Regions from separate parts of the Homo sapiens genome. Here region 2 is linked to region 1. Evidence: read pairs that join two places in POLR2A ChIA-PET (ENCODE). Cell type or tissue: Panc1. All regions are shown on one strand.

What was found. Peaks named below come from ENCODE experiments on the same cell type or tissue, not always from the same donor. Only the 100,000 strongest peaks of a DNase experiment are listed, where the experiment ranks them.
Region 2: POLR2A ChIA-PET joins it to region 1 with 11 read pairs; 2 of 35 experiments call an interaction of 5 or more read pairs at or near these places.

What each region holds. Positions count from the first base shown.
Region 1 is chr5:146,097,752-146,100,251 of GRCh38, forward strand. It overlaps PLAC8L1 (PLAC8 like 1), which reads right to left. Exons shown (of 4, transcript NM_001029869.3): 2 at 405-541. Among named protein-coding and RNA genes, the nearest start is that of PLAC8L1, 6.6 kb to the right of the region's middle. In Panc1, a CTCF peak has its summit at 2,426; no DNase peak of the experiment used is centred here.
Region 2 is chr5:146,048,296-146,050,795 of GRCh38, forward strand. SH3RF2 (SH3 domain containing ring finger 2) reads left to right here. Exons shown (of 10, transcript NM_152550.4): 7 at 780-950. The region is part of intron 1 of LOC107986458 (a long non-coding RNA gene); the gene reads right to left. Among named protein-coding and RNA genes, the nearest start is that of PLAC8L1, 56 kb to the right of the region's middle. RefSeq lists an enhancer at 378-878. In Panc1, CTCF peaks have their summits at 1,330 (motif pointing left) and 1,583; a DNase peak (open chromatin) is centred at 1,276; H3K27ac peaks cover 291 bases.

The DNA.
Region 1 (2,500 bases):
ACATGATTTATTTCCTTAAACTCCTAAAAATGTAATTACTGGGTCAAAAGCTATGCAACAGCTGAGGTTCTTTCTATATGGATTGCTAAACCATCCCCCAGAAGAGTTGTACCAATTTACACTCCCACCAGCAGTGGATAAGAAAGCTCATTTTGTGCACTTTGCCAACAGTGGAGTCTGTCATTTAGAAATCTTTGAAGGCACCACTTATTCTATAAAACATCCATATCTCTGAAAAGCAAGATTTTTCCAGACAAGGAGTACATTTGAGTCACTGAAAGATTAGTCCAGTTATTCTGAAAACATTTAATTTCTGTCCTTGTGCCTGCTGTAGGTTTTCCACTCACTGATGTCCTGGAAAAGAAAATAGTAAGGAGGAACTTAAATAAGGAGGAAAAACTTACAAATTCTCCTATCTCTGCAGACACTGAAGAGACCGGTGCTCCAGCCCCCGCCAGTCTGGACAATTGCTGTGATTGTCGTCCTGCCACTGGCTCCCCGAACAGGCTGCTTCACCACAGCGCTGGCTGGTACATGGCCTCTGGAGAGTCAAGGATGATGATTAACTTGGAAACAAAGGTGTTTCAGAACAATAACCATTAAGCCAAGTCAGAACCATAAAGAAGAGATAGGGACCCAATGATGCCAAGGGGCTCATAGCCCAAATCGACTTTGCCATCTCCCTCCCTCCTCCCCCTCCATCATACCTTCTCTTCTGGCTTTTTGCCTCATCTCTATTAATGGAATTATTGTTCTAAATCCTGACACACAAATTCAAGCTCAATGTCCAGTCTACTTCCTCAGTGTTTCAAATAGTTAAATTCACAAATTTGGAATCGAGGCCTCAGTTCAAATCCAGGCATTCCTGGAGGCTTGACCTTGGTTAAATGACTTTACCTCTCTGCTTTCCGTTGGTTCTGATGAAAAAACTACCTCATGAGATTATTGTGTCTATTGAAGGACATCTGATTCGTTTACTGTGCCCAGGGGATGTGTGACAAAGTAACTCTGAGTGAGCTGCATCCCAAGGATTTTGAACCTTTGCTGAAGTGATACTGAGAAGGAACTGGACTGAGTGGGCAGACTGAAACCTGGACTAGGCTGTTGAAGTTGACATGGGTATCATTTAAGTGAATTGCCCAGACTTCAGAATATGTCTTGATATCAAATTACTGTATGATTGACCTAGTGGTGCCACAAAGTATACTTTGGGTTGATTTTCCCAGAAAGGGATGAATATTCCTATCATCAATCATTCTGAATTAGAAAATGAAAACCTGGTGGCTGGGCTTCAAAAGCGAGGTAAGGAAAAACTTCTCTTTCTGAGGATGAAAATCAGTTGTGCCTGAATTTCAACCATGGGGATGTCTGGAGTGATTTCCATAGTGAAGGGTAAGTTGCACTTGGCCTCATAGAAGGGGTGGGTCAAGAGTGGGGTAGAAGGGCCCTAGAATGAATCTGAGCCTGTGCAGTGTGGTAATTATTCTGTTTTGTGCTTCTCTTTCAGCAAGCCTCATTAAGATTTTGCACCTGTTTTCTGATGTGCTATGAAGAATTAAAGAAAGAGCCTGCCTCATAGTTGAGACAAAATAAGAGACAGCAGCATTTCTTCCTATAACAGTTGCTGCAGTAGGGTGCGGCGGCTCATGCCTGTAATCCCAGCACTTTGGGAGCCTGAGGTGGGTGGATCATGAGGTCAGGAGTTCAAGACCGCCTGACCAACATGGTGAAACCCCATCTCTACTAAAAATACAAAAATTAGCTGGGCGTGGTGGTGTGCACTTGTAGTCACAGCTATTCAGGAGGCTGAGGCGGGAGAATCGCTTGAACTCAGGAGGCAGAGGTTGCAGCGAGCTGAGATCACGCCACTGCACCCCAGCCTGGGTGACAGAGCAAGACTCCGTCTCAAAAAAAAAAAAAAAAAAAAAAAAGTTGTTGCAGTAATAGTTGCCAAAATTCAGCACCTGGGACACATGGCCTGGAGGCCAAAGCAGAACATTCCTAACTACCCTTAAGACAACATCCTGGGGGCATCTTGGAAACAGCTGTGGAGCCCATTACCTCTGATTTCTGGCAATAAAGCCAATGGAATTTCATGGTATTATAGTATAAGTTGCATTGTGGATCTTATTAAGATCCACATCTCTTTTTCATCCCACCAATACGGATCATGTCTACACCTTCCCAAAGATGATAGCACATTAGCTTGTTAAAAAAAGAAATTCCCAAGCCTTCCCTCGGACCAACTGCACAGGTTTCCAAGAATGAGGTACAGAAATTAATATTAAAACAAGCCTTTCAGGTAATTTTTAAGCACTCATGCCATTCTGAAACCTGATACCAGTAGATTTGGACACTAATGATGGTGACTGCAGTAGTCTCCCACTAGCTAGGTGGCGATGTCAACGCAAGAGAGACGGCAAAAAGTAGAAAAATAGGAGAATAAGAGGTAGGGATGTTTGGAACATATTTAGTCTCAATGTCAGTGAGAATCAAGACA
Region 2 (2,500 bases), 49 kb before region 1:
CAGAGTGAGACCCTGTCTCAAAAAAAAAAAAAGACAACACAAATTAGCAAACCACATCACTCTTAGCTCATTATTTTACAAAAGTAGAAAGAGACTGGAAGATTATATACCACAACATCACTGGGAGATTGGGTATTGAGCAATTTCTATTGTCTTGCTTTAGATTCAAAATGTTGGGTCATAAATACATGTTGTTTAGTAAACAGCAAAAAATAAATATAGCATTTTAGAAAGAAAAAACAAAACAAAAAAAACCTTGTAGAGAACACTCCCCCATTCCCTTTGATAAAACGCTCCAATGTCTCACAGTCCTTGGAGTCTGGAGGGACTTCCTGATGTCTGAGATGCCTGGAGGCCATATACTGGTGATCCCTGAATCTGGCAAACCAATGGATTGTTTCCTGAATGCCTTTGATCAGGTAGCTATTCCCACCTCCACAGCCTCATCAGTCCTGATTGTCTTTACCCCCTGACTCATACTTGGATATTACCTGCCTGATTCCTGTGTGGACTTCAGTCACAGCTAATTTTTTGTATTTTTAGTAGAGATGGTATTTCACCATGTTGGCCAGGCTGGTCTCGAACTCCTGACCTCAGGTGATCCACCTGCCTTGGCCTCCCGAACTGCTGGGATTAGAGGTGAGAACCACCGCACCCGCTCGACCAAGAAGGTTCTTATTGCTAACCACTGGGCAGTCTCTCTCCACCATTCCCCCACTCCATGCCCCCCATCAGGCACGTCTTCCTTCCTCCCTCACCAGTTCTCTGTGTCTTCCCAGGTTTGTAGCCCTGCACTCCTACTCAGCCCATGGACCCGATGAGCTGGACCTGCAAAAGGGAGAAGGCGTCAGGGTCCTGGGGAAGTGCCAGGACGGCTGGCTCAGGGGCGTCTCCTTGGTCACCGGGCGAGTCGGCATCTTCCCAAACAATTACGTCATCCCCATTTTCAGGTGTGTCGCCTCCAATCCCAGACTTTGGGAGGTTGGGCCACCCTAGGCCAGGGGCCATCTGTGGGTTGAACTGGTGGAAGACCCAGTGCTCTTTCAGAAAACAGGCCAAGAAAGCGCTTTTTGCTCTATAACCCGCCTATCTCTTTTAAAACAAAATAGCAAAACTAGTTATCTTTTTCGTAGCCCTTCACAGCTTACAAGCACTTTTGTATCTCTTAGCTCACAGGCTGTGCCCAAGAATCCTCTAAGGTAGATATTATGTTACAGATGAAAATGGTGTGCAGAGTTAAGCAACTTGCTCAAGAACTGGATGTCAGGTTTTCTTCTGCACAAATCCCAGGAACCCCACTTCACATCCTCTATCCCAATGCTCCATCTAGTGGCGTGATGGGAAAATGTGGTCAGATGACTTCCCCAGAGCACCTCGGGAAACTTCTCAGGCTGCTAGAGTGACCCCTAATCAGAGTTTCCATGAACTGAGACCCCTACCTCTTCCTCCACACCCAAGATGAAATGCTAGTAACCCTGCAGGGCCTCCTCCCTCACCGCTTTTCCCGATCTCTTACATTGTGTGGCATACTGTTCATGTCATTGACCCCCTCTTTGTCTTACCACCTCATACCACTGCCACAAATGCACCTAGACCCCAAAACTATCCATGACTCCTCCTGCCTCCACCCCCGATCAGCCCAAGCAAACCCTGTCTCAAGGCAGTGAGGCTACCACCACACATCCAACACTGTCTTTATGACATACCAGAGGGTCACAATCACAGGGAAAGAGCCCCATTGTATTCTGTGCGGGTCAGACCTAGTCATATGCCCACTTTTGGGGACCTTCATTTAGGTGAGCTGCCACGTCCGGAGGAGGGCAGCAAGAATGGTGAGGAGACAGCAAACTATATCATAGCAGAAACCGATAAAGAAACTGGGGTTATTTAACCTGTAGAAGACAAGGGACAGAGGGATCACAATACACTGTGTCAACAGGGCAGTAAATTTGTTCTGAGAGGGGGCAGTGGAGTGGATCAGTGTATGCAACTGGTCTTGGTTCAGTAAACCAAGACGTTCAAGAACATCTTGGTTCAATAAAAGGCAGCTTTTTCTAGCCCATAGATTTTTCCAACCAGGCTAGCTGGTGAGGTGGTGGACTCTCTTTTTAGAAAGAGTGCAGGCAAAGTCGGCCTGAGTCCTCATAGATCTAAAGTTGTATAAAAAGATTTCTTCACATGGCAGAAAGTCAGGATAAAAGATCATAGCTTTTCCTTTCAAAGAAAAGTTCTTGAAATTTGTTACAAAGTTGTAAAATATCCAAGGGCAAACTGAGGTCTATAATTGATGCTTTAATTCATTTAATTGGCAAATATTGAGTGCTAACTACATGGCAGGAACTTTTCCAGGCACTGGAGAAATACCAGTAAACAAAATATACAAAATTCCTGCTTACAGAAGCTTACATTCTAGTGGGAGAGACAAATTTTTAAAACCAAGATATTTAAGTAATCTTTATGATGTGTTAATTATACTGGCTAACAAAAAAATCAGAAAAGG